Linked DNA regions of Homo sapiens: regions 1 and 2 are each linked to region 3. Evidence: chromatin contacts called from ENCODE Hi-C data. All regions are on one chromosome and are shown on one strand. Each heading gives the region's core, a stretch centred on a gene start or an enhancer-like site at or near the end of the contact. The rest is flanking DNA. Distances are from core to core; before and after follow the strand shown.

Region 1 (4,526 bases), core at 1,573-4,072, 1.5 Mb before region 3:
TCTGTTGGACTCCTCAATGCCCTATAATCACCTCATAATCCAAACATTTCTCAAATCCATTTTTCCAGATAAGGAAACTGAAGTATATGGTACCCAACTATTTTTTTTCAGGGTTCTAAATTCCATATACCATAGAGCTGGGCAATTTAATTCCACCTCCCCATTCTTACTGCCTGAACCACTATGATCATACATTCACTTCCTATTCATCTGCTCTCAAAATCTCTCCCTTTGAGGGGCAAAACCTCACTGCAATATGATGTTCAGCCATTTTCTTTGTATTATAATCAGCCCTACTATACTGGCCCTACTACAGTCAGTATTAAATATGAGAGCTTTCTCGCCAGGCACAGTACCTTACACCTATAATCGCAGTACTTTGGGAGGCCAAGGTGAGAGGACTGCTTGAGCCCAGCAGTTTGAGAGCAGCCTGGGCAACACAGTGAGACCCCATCTCTACAAAAAATGAATTTAAAAAGTTAGCCCAGTGCTGTTGCACGCACCTGTAGTCTCAGCTACTTGGGAGGGTCGGTGGGGGGGAGGAGATGGAGGCTGCAGTGAGCCGTGATTGCACCAGTGCACTCCAGCCTGGGTGACAGATACAGACCCTGTCTCCAAAAAAGAAGGGAGCGCTTTCTTCTGAAAGAGCTAACTGACCCAGTTCACATCTAGTCAGAGCACTCTCAGGCTTGATCCCAAAATTACAAGGGTTTGGGAATCTTTTGAAACACTTCAGATACCACCTTAAGCAAGACACACCATGCAAAACAACCTTAAAAACATTCCCAATACAAAAGGGGAGCTGGAGATGTTCAGGATTTAAGCTCTGACAGCACCTGGCCAGGAGTGGTAAGTAGATACCAATCTGGAGGGAGACCAATGAGAAGAGATAAATTGGAGGAAGCAAATCTGGAGTCTAATTAGTTTAGCCATAAAGGGAAGGAGAAATATTAAAGAACGTGATTATATCCAGTTGAAGGTTTTTCCTCCTTCCTCCCCTACAGAAACAAATTCCTATTTATTGCTGGGTATCTGGCATATAGTAAGTGCTAAATAAACATTAGTTGATTCAACAAATGGCCAAGTTCTCTTTGCATTTCTTGCTTCTGAAAATCAGTTTGAAGCTGCCTTATATCTTTTCTGGAAAGCAGTAATAAATCGGGTTAAATCATAATCTCCACAATATGTACAACTATGCATTGAATGAGTTATTCCTAAATTAGGCAGACATGTTCAACAATAAAGTGTATCAGAAAGTGAAGGAGCTAAGATATGAATAGATAGAACCTATGAATCTTCCCAAGGAAAGCAACACAGTACGGCAGAAAGAGCGCTCGCTGGACTTGGAGTTGGACAACGTAAATTCAAATCTCAGCTCTATCTCTCAGTGGCTGTGTGGACTTGGGACCACATTATCATTCTAAATTTTATCATTTGTGAATTGGGGAATACCATCACTCTCCTCCCAGGGTTGTTGGGAAGATTAAACGGGAATTCAGCCACCAGTATGCCATTTCTGCCCCGGGTGGAAAAGATTCAAAAATAAGACACCAATTGTCAGTAATACAAAGTGGATGGATGCAGTGGTGGACACAAAGCAAACACTGAAGGGGAGACGATGTACGGGGGCAAAAGAAAGAAAAACATTAACAGCTAGGTTGTGACTTGGTGTTGGGTGTGTTTTCACAGAAGGGAGTCGCCAGTCATTCCTATAAAGCAGTCTTCTAAACCAAAGGATAAAGGTGTGGTAGGCTATCTTTTGAAGTGAGCATGTAAAATTCCTGGAAGGAAAAGTAATGAAGAGCTAACGGTTCTTGGAAAGAGGTTCTGAGAAGTGACTGGGATTTATAACAAGATACTCTTTTACGCAGAGTTGTGAAGTGGAAAGAACTAAACTGGAATACCAGCTCCAAGTATGACCTTGGGCAAGTTACTTAACCAATCTAGAGTCTCAATTGCAAAATGCAGATAATACCTCACAGGATTGCTGTAAGATTAAATAAGATAATGGATAGGAAAGCTGTTAATGCGATACAAATAACAGGTATCATTAGGAGTTACATTCTCCACCCACTTACAACATTATATGTCCATGACCTTGGGCGTGATTTCAGCTCTTTGCACCTCGGTTTCCTCATCTATAAAATGGGGAGGATGATACCATCTACCCTATAAACACTCTGAGGATCAAAGGAGACCATAGATGAGACATCAATGCCTTGAAAACCGTACAGTGCTAAACGTATAGAAACTGCCATCGTTGCTGATACATTTGATGCATGTCAAGGGCCGTGTTTATGCAGGGAAGCACGTATTTTTATGCTATACAGGTGAGGAAGCCTCTCATGCATTTATGCATCCAGGAGTGGGGCACGGGGCACAGATGCACATCTACGGATTCCGGGGGTGTGACTTGCACGCTTGAGAGGAGGACCGGAGGTCAAGCTGCTGGGCCAGGAATCAGAGGAGTGGGCGCTACAGTGGGGGTAGTGGGATGCAGGATGCATGGATGGAAAAGGCTGGGGGCACAAACACGCATGCCCAAGCCGGAAACGTTTTCGGGGGAGAGCAATGCGCATCCCCGGAATGAGGGGGGTGGGGAAGGATGCGATGTGCAAGCACGGAGGGCGGCCCGGGGGTGCGATACCGCACGCCCGGGGCCAGGACTCTTTACCTTGTCGCTGTAATCCCTCAGGACCCGCTCGATAGCCCCTGCTTCGCCGGCCCGGACGATGTAGAGGGCGCGCTCCTCATCCATGGCCGCAGGTGCGGGGGAGCCGCGGCCGCTCTGCGCGCCCAAGCCGCTGCCTCCAGGTAAACGCCTCGCGCCCCCGCTCGCTCCTTCCCAGCTTCCTTCCTTCCCTCTTTCCCTCCCTCCGTCCTGCCTCCAACCCGCCAGCCTCCGCCCGGGCCGGCCCGACGTCACCGCCCCTCAACTTTCACCCCGCGACGTCACCGCTCCCCCAGCAACCGGCGCCTCACGGCCGCCCCTGACAAGGCCCAGGACTCGGTCGAGGCCTGGCTAGCGGACCGAGGCGGAGTCAGGCCCAAGGCCCTGCTTGCTCTCCTGCCTCTCCCTCCCTCGGAGAACTGTCCAGTCTTTTAAGGGGGCTTTCACAGACTGAACCGTTCTTCTTTCCTGACCCTCCTCTATGAATCATTCTCAAAGGACTAGAGCAACCCGGCTCTTCCCCGCCCATCTATGAACCAGCCGCTAAATGGACTGCAATTCCCTGCATGCAATGGGGCTATCCCGCTCTTCCATCTAATTTACTGGCGTGCCGAATGGCATGCTGGGATTGGTAGTCATCCAGCCGGAAAGAATTCCCGCCAAGGGCATGCTGGGAACTGTGGTACCGCGAGGGCCGGAAACGGGAGTCTGGCGGCCGCCTGAGGCCAGCGGCGGGGAGACCGTTAGAGGGAGGGTCTAAGCGTCTGCTTCGGTTTTGTTCGTTATGTCGCTGACTGTCCTGCTTCAGTCTCGGCTGGCTGGGCTGGCTGGACTGGCCGACGGTCGCGGAAACTGCCATCCCTTGGTGGGAACTGTCAAGCACGGTTTAATTCCCTTTTCTCATTTAGCGGTTTCGGTCTCGGGAATTCCTTCCACCCTTATTTGCGTTCTTGTTATGTACTCAGCTACAGTAATGTGGGAAATAATTGAAGGCAGTTATCTGGATAAAAGAGGACTCGGCGATTTTCTGCCTTAATACTAATCTCTAGCATGCATCTCGTGCCACCGGGGCTCCAGACTCTCTTAGGTAATTTCCCTATATCCTCTAATTCTCCCAACACAAATTTTTGTGGAAATAAAAAGGAACCCGAATAGTTTCAGTAATTTATCCTAAGTCACACGGCCAGAGAATGGGAAAGTCGAGGTTTGAAACCAGGCCTTTCCCCCCGAAGCGGCCGCTCTACGACCTCCGGGAACTGTAATAATACCGATACAGTAGCGGTGGTGGTGATGACAAAGATTCCCATTGCCCCGGTGGTAATTACGTGTCAGGCACTCTGTTAATACTTCACCTGTGTTAGCTCAATCAATTTCATACACATTCATTCAACAAATATTTGAGAGCCTGTGCTGTGCCCAGGTGCTGTTAAATGCAGTGTGGATACAGTGGGCCCAAAGTAAAGTCCCTGCCTTCATGGAGCTTCCATTCTAGTGAGCACCCATATGAGTTATTCTCATTTTAAGATGAGGAAACTGAGTCTTGGAGAGGTTAGTTGGTTAATTTATCAAAATTGCAGATTTTTGGAAACTGAATTTGAACTCAGAGCCTGTGCTCTTTCTGCTCTCCCAAGCTTTTTTTTGATGGAAAGTGGATGAATTCTCCAAGTAATTTCAAGTTTTCCATTCCAAGCAGCCTTTACCCATAATCATCCTTGATGTCTCCCCTACCAGTCTCTCCCTCTTGAGCTGTGCTGAAGAGGAACTAGAGGGGGCAAAAGTTTATTTATCTAATGATTGAATTTCTTCTATGCTGTGGTAGATATTCTGCTAGATACTGGGAATTCGGAAATAAGAA
Region 2 (4,990 bases), core at 1,448-3,947, 1.0 Mb before region 3:
TGCTGTTATCTAGGCTGGTCTTGAACTCCTGGCCTCAAGTGATCTTCCTGCCTTGGCCTCCCATAGCGTTGGGATTACAGGTGTGAGGCACTGTACTTGGCCTGGATCAATTTTTAAAAATTTAAATATCATTTAATTATTTTTGATAAGGATCAGATGACTATTTCTCTAAGAAACGGATTAATAATAAGACAGGTCCTTAAAGATGCACCTTACAGAAAGGGTGACCCTGAAATCTAGAGGAGTTTAGGGATACTTCTCAAGGTCACACACTTTGGTAGCACTAAAGGAGTAGGGCTCTTGCTTTCAAGGCCAGATCTTGGCAGCAAGCTGCTTTACCAGTTATCACTGCCTCTGCCCCTAACATGGAGAACTGCTTGAAGGGGGATAACCTCTTTTTGCGCGCTAGAGATTTTAACAACACAACCCGAACTCAGCTGAATAGTTTTTAAACAAGGTTCCTGTGATGAGTGTCTTCTGATTTCTTCTGCTGTCTCCCCGCGCCACAGGTCAGAGACCTGTGCCCTGTTGAACCTAGAGGCTCCTACAATAGCTCCTGGTATTTAGCTGAAGTAGGGTGTTCCTCTCTGTCTGGGGCAGATGGTTGTATTTCTAGTCCAGAACCTGCTATAATTTACTCTGTCCTCCCACACTAATAGCGATTCTTCTATCTGCCAGCTTGGCTTCTATAGCCTTCTGCAATCTGGACCCGCTCCACCCAGTTCATCTCTTTCTTCTCTACATGTAGAACACACCCTCATGGCCAACAGGTGTCCTGGGCTCACCCCATTTCCGCCACAGAAATATCCTCCCTGCTCTCCTCATATGCAAATCATTCTTCAAGGCACTGCTCAAGGTCTTTCTGCCCCCAAAGCCTGCCCATGTACAGGCCAATGGTTTGCTTTCCAAATCTCTTTACATTTATGTTCCCAATTTACCTAAGTTAGCCCTCAACAGGTTTCTGTATATATCTCCAAGTGTAGTGCAGGCTCCTTGAGGGCAGGCACACAAGTGTTCATTCATTCACTGGAGGCTTTTAGCAACACCTTATAAAGCGAGAAAGAAGGAGAAATATAAACTATGGTTGCTTCCAGTCCTCAGGGAGGGGAGACATACCTGGCACACAGTGGGCCCTCAACAAAGGTTTGCTATATTGAACTAACATATATGCCTCTCGTTGCAATTACTTGCTAAGTCCCATGAGAGGTATCAAATGGTGTTATAGGGAAAGCATCATCAAAGAGGTGGCATTTGAACCCTATAGGCTTTAAGGGCAGGGCATGGTTTTGTCTTTGTTTACAGAACTGGGAGGAGGTTACAGACAGAAGAAACAGCATTCCTACTACACACAGTGCCAGGTGCACACAGTGCCAGGCACACATCACTCACCAGAAACTGGGGAAAGCAGTGGAATTGAGTGAGTTCTGTCCCTGCCCCGGCACCAATTAGACTGAGTGAGTGGGCAAGTTGCTTAACTTCCCTGGGCCCCCGTTTCCTTCCCATTCTGAAGTGATTAAGCTGCACAGACTTCAGAAAGAAGCAGACTGAGTGAGGTTCGAATGATGACTATATGTGACCTTGAGCCAATCCGAAGCCGGCTCGCTCAGTCTCAATTTCCTTCCTATAAAATGGGTAAAATAATTTCTACCTCACAGGGCTTTTGTGAGATTTCGAGAACATATGTGAGTCGCTAACCACACAGCCTGGCAATACCAGATTTCCTTTTACAAAAGTAGGGGTGACAACGCTGATCTGCCTCTTTCTGTGTGGCTGCTGCTGCCTCCGCAGCACCCATCCCAGAGGCTGTCAGGAGTAGGGGCCGTGGACAAACTTCATGACCCCGAAAGAGAAAACAGAGCTGAAGGGGCTTCGGGGGGAAAAAGTAAAGAGCTGGCCACAGCAGGCTAACTTGGCTAACGGGGACACTTGGTGAATGCGTCCCCTTGAACAGACTTACCACAGTCGAGAATCTTTGCTAACTCGCATCAACCATGCCTCCCAAGCTGGCTGGATTTTGGACAGCCTTTTTTGTCTCCGCCTTCAAACCCAAGGCAAAGGACAAGGCCCAACCCCATGGCGGGCTGGGAGAGTGAAAGCAGGGGGAGTCCCCCAATTCCCAGCGGAAAGGAAGGGCGATCTGTTCCCACCCGCTGACTCCCACTCCCGGGGCCAGGGCTCCTTGGGCGCCCCCCTTCATTTCTCTCCTCTCCGCACAGGTCGGGAAGGGAGGGGGTCGCGCTTGGCCCGCGGCGCAGGTTCACCCCGGCTTTCGTCCCTCCGACCCCGCCTGGCCGCCCATCCCCGACCCCCGTGGACCCTGCTCGGCCGCCCCGGCTGGGGTCGATCTGGCCCTCCGCCCCCAGCCTGCGTGGAACCCGCCGGGCCGCCAGCCCCACCTCGGCCGCGTCCCCTCCCCTCCGCTCCGCTCTTCTCCCCTCCCCTCGCGGCCACCTCGGTGCCCACCCCGGCCTCCGCAGACCCCGCCGGGACCCCGCCCCGCGCCCAGCCACCCCCGCGCCGGCTTCCCGGCCCCCGTAGACCCCGCCCGGCCCTCCCTCTCCGGGGTCGTGGCGGCGGGGAGGAGGGGCCGCCGGGCCGGCGTGCGTGGCAAGCTCTCCCGGCTCGGCTCGCTCGGCCTCCCTTACCGGGAGGCGGGGTCGGCGCCGCGGCGGCGGAGGCAGGCCCCCTCCTCCCGCCTCCTCGGCCCGGCCTCCTTCCCCGGCCGCGCGTCCTCTCGCCGCTCCGACGCCAGCAGCGCCCGCGTGCCGCTCGCCCAGTCCCGGGGGAGCCCCTGCAAGTTTCCCGGGCCGCGCGCCGCGCTCGCTCGCCTCCCAGCCCGCGGCCCGAGCCGCCGCCGCGCCCGCCATGCCCTCGGCCAAACAAAGGGGCTCCAAGGGCGGCCACGGCGCCGCGAGCCCCTCGGAGAAGGGTGCCCACCCGTCGGGCGGCGCGGATGACGTGGCGAAGAAGCCGCCGCCGGCGCCGCAGCAGCCGCCGCCGCCGCCCGCGCCGCACCCGCAGCAGCACCCGCAGCAGCACCCGCAGAACCAGGCGCACGGCAAGGGCGGCCACCGCGGCGGCGGCGGCGGCGGCGGCAAGTCCTCCTCCTCCTCCTCCGCCTCCGCCGCCGCTGCCGCCGCCGCCGCCTCGTCCTCGGCGTCCTGCTCGCGCAGGCTCGGCAGGGCGCTCAACTTTCTCTTCTACCTCGCCCTGGTGGCGGCGGCCGCTTTCTCGGGCTGGTGCGTCCACCACGTCCTGGAGGAGGTCCAGCAGGTCCGGCGCAGCCACCAGGACTTCTCCCGGCAGAGGGAGGAGCTGGGCCAGGGCTTGCAGGGCGTCGAGCAGAAGGTGGGTACCCCCGGCCCCGCAACTGTCCCCATCGACTGCGGCCTCCGGACCCACGGCCGGGCTCCTTCGTGCTTCCCGACCGGCCCCTAGCGCTGCCTGCCCAGGCCCGGAGGCGGGAGCCGGCCGCTCCTCCTTGGCGGGCCCTGGCCTAGACATCCCACTCCACGCGGCCCCCTAGTTCCGAGGCAGTCCCCAGACCCCCTTTGTTAATGGCTGCGGAGGAATCGGCCCCGAGGGATGGGCCGCCGCGAGGATGCCCAGGCCCGCCTGGCAGGGTGGGCCAAGGGCCTGTCACAGGGCATTAGCGGTGACCTGTAAGGAAGCCGGCAGGCTCCGGGGAGCCCATTCTTTCTGCATTAGGAACCGCTGAATGGGCAGAGCTGTCTGAAAAGGAGGTTGGAAGGGAAGCCAGCGCATCCCTGGAAGCCTCAGGCAAGGCCCCACCTCAGCTCTGCCTGTGGGAGACATCCGAGCGGGGTTTTTAATAGACCCGGAGCTGGCATTCTTACTCATTTGCAGGTCCAAATGAAATACCATCTATCTTTAGGTCCCTTGTCCTGTATTGGACCAGCCTGCCCAGGTGGGCCTTTGACGTAGTCCTACTTCAGCTTTTTTGGGTTTTCTTTTGAGAGGGAGTCTGGCTCTGTCGCCCAGGCTGGAGTGCAGTGGTACGATCTCAGCTCACTGCAACCTCTGCCTCCCAGGTTCCAGCGATTCTCCTGCCTCAGCCTCCTGAGTAGCTGGGATTACAGACATGTGCCACCATACCCAGCTAATTTTTTATTAGTAGTAGAGACAAAGTTTCACCGTATTGGCCAGGCTGGTCTCGAACTTCTGACCTCAAGTGATCCGCCTGCCTCGGCCTCCCAAAGTGCTGGGATTACAGGCGTGAGCCACTGCGCCCGGCCCTACTTCCGCTTTAGGGGAAGAGGAGGGCCAAAAATACTAGATCATACTGGTGAATAATACTTCTAGCCACATTTATATGGTGTTTAGAATGCTTACTCACTCACATATTATCTAATTCTTATAACTACCCTGGGAGGGAGGACTAACAGTTTTGATTTCATTTCCCAGAGCAGAACATTGAGGTTTAGACAGAGGAATGAGTTGACAAAGTCCCCAGCTGGTGAGTGACAGACACACGAGAATGTCTAGGCCACTGCCCTGTTCGTCAAGGGTCCACAGGGGTCCATTTCAGGTATGGATGGACCCAACTCTCAAGGCGAAGGTGCTTAGCTTCCACCCTTCTGTGGTTTTTCCATACCAAGTACAGCCCCTTTGATCTTATTCGCCCTCCACTATGTCATTGCTCAATGAAAGTTGGTTGCAAGACTGAAACAAAAAATCCCGCCACTTCTGATCCCGGAGCCACTGCCTCCTTTTCCCAGCATGCTGTCTGTCCTGCCAAGTTGCTCTCTGCTTTTGTTGAGTGTGCAGGACCAGGAATTTCCTCTTAAGACTGGCAGAGCACGGCCGGGCGTGGTGGCTCACGCCTGTAATCCCGGCACTGTAGGAGGCCGAGGCGGGCGGATCACCTGAGGTCAGAAGTTTGAGAGCAGCCTGGCCAACATGGTGAAACCCTGTGTCTACTAAAAATACAAAAATTAGCGGGGTGTGGTGGCACATGCCTGTAGTCCCA
Region 3 (4,868 bases), core at 2,367-4,866:
TTTGCCCAATGGCTTTCCCACTTTCTCTCACATACTACATCCAGCATATCCTGTCAGTTCTACTTTCAAAATATGTTCAGACTTCAACTACCTCCCAACATTTCCATACCCTCGACTTTGACCTATATCTCTCAAATCTCTTGCTTGAAGGATTGCAAAAGCCTCTTCAGAACCCAGAGATAGTCTTTAAAAATGTAAATCAGACCCTGTCATTCAGTTGCTCATATTTACAGTGGCTTCCTGCCATATCAAGAGCAACACCCAAAGTCCTTCCCCATGGACTCAGCGTCCTCTGTGAGCCAGTGATTGGCATCTCTTCAACCTCATCTCCTCCCACTCTTTCCCGCCTCGCTGTCCTTAGCCACATTGGCCTTTCTGCTCCTCCTCAAAGAGGAGCAAGCCTCAGGGCCCTCACACTTGTTCTTTCCTTCGGGCTGGGCTTCCCTGATTCAATTCTCAGCTCAACAGTTGCACACCTCAAAGAATCCTTTCCACTTCCCATGATCCTCTATTCCTTTACTAAAGGTTATCATACACTTATCAACTTGTATTTGTTTCTTATTATTTCCTCCATTAGAATATAAACTCCATTAGGGCAAGGACTACTTTTTGCTTCAGCCTATATCCTCAGCTTCTAGAGAAGAGTCTAACACACAGTCGGTGCTACCTAGTGAATGATTAACGGCAAAAGCAGCATTGTGCTATCAAATGAAATGAGATTCATGAAAACATTTTTTAAACTCTGGAGTATCAATCATGTATAAGTTATAATAACACATTATAGTTTAGTAAGTATTTATCAAGCAACTGCTTTTGTGCTAGGTAATGTACTAGGCACTCTAATTACAGAAATAAATAAGACCAAGTTCCTACCCATTCTAGCTGGAAGGTTGGAGGTGGAAACAAAGAGAGGTAAGTGTTATTCTAGAATTATCTCGGCAAGTGCTACTGAAGCACACTCAAGGAAAGGAAAATGTATTCTGCTTGGGGGGACAGGAGTAAATGAAGACTTCATCAAAAAAGTCACATTAAACTGGGATTTGATGATTGTGGTTGGGTTTGTCAGACAAGAGGCAGGAGAAAGGGCTTGACTGGCAGAGGAAAGAATCTCAATGCGTGTGCCCTATCATGCAGTTTGCTAAGCATCTCCCAAAACAGCTGCCTTCTTCACTCCTGCCTTTCTCTCTTACTCCTGAAGCCCCAGGCCTTCTCTGACCTGGCCATCCTGGGTCCTTTTTTTGTGTCTCACTGTGTCCTTTTCCCCACTGGCCTTCAATGGGTCACAGGTTACACCTCCATATAATTCATCCTCTCTCTCTTCAGACATCACGACAACTCCAGACTGTCCATCTTTATACTTCCTGTCACCAACTTCACAGCTGACCAGGGATTTCAGAGACAGTGGGGTGGATTTCTAAAATCCACCTGCATAATAGTTTAATAGGAACAGATATATACTCTTTAATGAAACATTTTTAAATGTTCATGTTGACATAAAAATTCCTCTTATGTAGTTTCTCACAGATTATCAAAGGAGAGGATATTTGCCTTCAGAATTTAAATGAGAATCAAACAAGTGGGAGACAGTGCTTAACACTGAGCAGTCTATATTTAATACATGAATGAATGATTGGATGAATTAACAAATGAGATAAATTAAAACCATTTATGCATGTGTTGTATTTCCAGATCTACTTTTGTAACTTAGTTGTTTTGAATTTGGGATAGATTTTCCCATAGAAACAATGTTGTAAACAGTTCTTAAGTTCCAAGAAATCCCACTAAGGCTGTTTAGCCCATAATGTAGCAAGAAAATGCAGAAAAGTAATGGGATAGCTTAAACAATTTTTGAATGTTGAATACTAGTATTTGAAGAAAAGTAACTTTAATTAGAAGATGAGGTGGTACATGAAAAATGCTGTGATTCCCAAGGGGCTGTCTGAGCCCTTTCAAGGGTTCTGAGGGCACTAACTTCTTGTAATGCATATTTTCAAATTAAAATGTGCACATTTATTTCCCTGGGTATAATACTATCCTTGTACTGTTCTCGCAATCAGGATGAAGGAAGAGCATGAGTCTGGCCGTGAGGAATTAGATTTCAGTGAGAAGAGAGTCTGGGACACTGGATGAGGTAAAATGAACTGAATGGCAGGCGGTATAAAATAGAGGAAAGGGAAGAAATATGGTGTGAGCATGATTCCACCTATAGGGAAGACAAGAGTATGGTGGAGGCAAGAAAGAATAGGGAAGAAAGAATACTGTGGAGGAAAATATGGTAGATGGAGGCCATAAAATGGTTCAGGTCAGGTTGGCGCTGGCCAGACCAAGGGAATAATGGCCTTGGAGTTTTCAAGTGATCAGGCAGCATGCTACTATACTAGACTGTCAGAGGTGTCAGCAATGCAGATTGGGTCTTGATATACCTAAGAGGTCTCTGCAGAATGCAGAATTTATATATTACCATATCCCCTCTGTTGATTTTGGTGACACACATACTGCATGATTTTTTTTTTTTTTTTTGAGACGGAGTCTTGCTCTGTTGCCCAGGCTGGAGTGCAGTGGTGCCCTCTCGGCTCACTGAAACCTCTGCCTCCCGGGTTCAAGTGATTCTTCTGCCTCAGCCTCCCGAGTAGCTGGGATTACAGGCGCATGCCACCACGCCCGGCTAATTTTTGTATTTTTAGTAGAGACGGGGTTTCAGCATCTTGGCCAGACTGGTCTTGAACTCCTGACCTCGTGATCCACCCATCTCGGCCTCCCAAAGTGCTGGGATTACAGGCGTGAACCACCACGCCCGGCCAGTCTTATTAACTTCTAAAGAAGGAACTTCAGAAACCCTTGCCTTCCGTGTAAAAAGGTGTCACGTTCCACTTGCCAGTCTTCTTCCATCCCTCTCCCTTCCTTCTTTTCTTCCTCTGGCGTTTACTAACTGACCCTGGGCAGACCACTTATTTCTCTGGGTCCCATTTTCTCATCTCTAAATGACAACACTGGAACCTAGATTATCTAGCCCTTCCAATTCTAAACATTTGATTATGAAATTCTCCAAAATCACAAAACATAAACCAGGAGGACGAGACCTAATTATGACCACATCAAATAGCTGTGGTTTCCAAAGTGGTTATTTCTGATTATCACAGACGAGTCAGTTATCCAGCTTTTCTCCTCTTTTCTTTGTTCCCATAGCATAGGCGACCTCTTTGCTCTCAGAGCTGTTTCAGGGGCGTCGAAATTTATCTAGAAAAAGTGGTGTGGGAAGTGTGGGTTTTTCCTTCCATTAAAAGAAAAAATCTGTTCGCTCCTTCAACTCAAAAGGCTTTCTGGGTAGCCATAAGCAGATAAAACCTTATCTTTCTACCCTCGAGTTCCTCTTTTGGACTTCATATGCATTGACTTGACGGACCTTCAGCACAGAGAACAAACACCCGAAGGGTTCCCTCAGCAACGGGACTGGCACCCAGAGCCCCCCGCTCCCCGCGAGCCGGCGAGCGCAGGCGGAAGCGCGGGCGCCACATTTCCGGTGTCGGGACCGGAGCTCACCACACTTCCGGTTTCCCTGCCGGGCGCGCCACACTTCCTGTTGATCCGGCTCGGCCGGGGGCTGGGCCGGCGGGCAGGCGGCGGCGGCCACTGGCCAGGCGTGGACGCGCGCGGGGCCGCCGCGGGCACGGAGTGGCCGCCGCGTCGCCTGAGCCCAGAGCCGGGGAGTGCTCTCGGCCGCCGCGTCTCCTGCCCTCTGTCCTTCCAACCCAGCCCTCGGCTGAGCCGCGCCGCACCATGCCCGCCGTGGACAAGCTCCTGCTAGAGGAGGCGTTGCAGGACAGCCCCCAGGTACCTCCCGCCGCTCCGGTGCCCCTCGCCCGCAGGGGTGAGGCCGAGGAGGCCCCTCCAGCCCCGGAGTGGAGGCCGCGCCCCCGGCCGGGCAGCCGCGGGAGTGCGCCCGGCCCCCTCGCGGCGCCTCCCACCGGGTTCTCTCGGGCTGAGGAGGGGGCGGGCCGGGCCCTGAGTCCTGAGCCGGGGCAGAGCTGTGGAACAGGGGAGAGAGCCCCGCGGCCGGAGTCTTGATGTCGTGACCCCCCTGCAAGCTCAGCTGCAACTGAGTCTGCGAGATCTAAACTTTGATTCCATGTAGTAGCTGAGTGCCTCAGGAAAACCACCTTATTGTGCCTTAGTTTTGTCGTCTGTAAAATAGGAATAATAATTGTGCCTGCTTCATAGGGTTGTTAGGAGAAGTCAATGAGAAATACCTGTAAAGTTGTCAGCAGACAATGTCCGGTACAGATAATGAGTCAGTCTTATTACTGCTACTCCTAATGATGTGATGAGACTTGTGCCAGCCAGAATGAGAGGCAGAGGGCCTGGATCTCTTTTCCGGCGGTACCAGGCCTCCTTTTGGCACCGTTTTCCCATTAGTGAAGAGAAAAATACAGTACCTGCCCCATTTGTCGCACAAGGGAACTTCATTAGCACACTCGAGATGAGAGTCAAGTCCTTTGAGCTCTGCAGATGAAAACTGGTGTGTAAATATAGCAAATGAGTGCAGGATGACATTAGTTCATAATTCAGCACATCTTTCCCCAGGGGTCTTTTGTTCTCCTTTGTTTAACATTTCTCCAGCTTCGTACCTACACTCCTGGTTCAGCATCCCGGGTTTATTTAAATAAGTGCCTTTATTTCCTAGTGTCTCAACTCTTGAAAACTTAGAATAAGATTAACCTATTTTCGTTTCACACTTTCCCCTCTCTTTTGGGGTTCCTTCCCTTTTTCTTCTAAGTGAATAATACTTCCCAGGATGATCCTTGTATGGATTTACCTACATCGACAGTTCAGAATAAGTCCGAAGGGCTGTATGCATAGGTGTCTTTTGT

The links. Hi-C counts contacts between places; a loop is a spot of excess contacts on that map. Pooled maps may share reads with other maps.
Region 1: a loop to region 3 is called in a pooled map, with 9 times the contacts of the local background. The contact joins the promoter of RIC8B here to the promoter of APPL2 in region 3. A Hi-C loop is called at or near these places in 9 of 50 pooled maps.
Region 2: a loop to region 3 is called in a map of sigmoid colon, with 5 times the contacts of the local background. The contact joins the promoter of CKAP4 here to the promoter of APPL2 in region 3. A Hi-C loop is called at or near these places in 2 of 168 maps with a recorded cell type or tissue (naive thymus-derived CD4-positive, alpha-beta T cell and sigmoid colon) and 12 of 50 pooled maps.

What each region holds. Positions count from the first base shown.
Region 1 is chr12:106,772,978-106,777,503 of GRCh38, reverse strand. RIC8B (RIC8 guanine nucleotide exchange factor B) reads right to left here and starts at 2,822. Exons shown (of 10, transcript NM_001330145.2): 1 at 2,675-2,822. The coding sequence starts at 2,758. LOC100287944 (a long non-coding RNA gene) reads left to right here and starts at 2,673. Exons shown (of 4, transcript NR_040246.1): 1 at 2,673-2,814. RefSeq lists enhancers at 2,302-2,351, 3,122-3,673 and a silencer at 2,682-2,911.
Region 2 is chr12:106,245,727-106,250,716 of GRCh38, reverse strand. CKAP4 (cytoskeleton associated protein 4) reads left to right here and starts at 2,697. Exons shown (of 2, transcript NM_006825.4): 1 at 2,697-3,348. The coding sequence starts at 2,866. LOC124903008 (a long non-coding RNA gene) reads right to left here and starts at 2,445. Exons shown (of 2, transcript XR_007063443.1): 1 at 1,958-2,445; 2 at 1-1,046. RefSeq lists silencers at 2,122-2,461, 2,492-2,801, 3,462-3,551.
Region 3 is chr12:105,234,922-105,239,789 of GRCh38, reverse strand. It overlaps APPL2 (adaptor protein, phosphotyrosine interacting with PH domain and leucine zipper 2), which reads left to right and starts at 3,616. Exons shown (of 21, transcript NM_018171.5): 1 at 3,616-3,831. The coding sequence starts at 3,778. RefSeq lists an enhancer at 3,233-3,733 and silencers at 3,598-3,737, 3,788-4,037.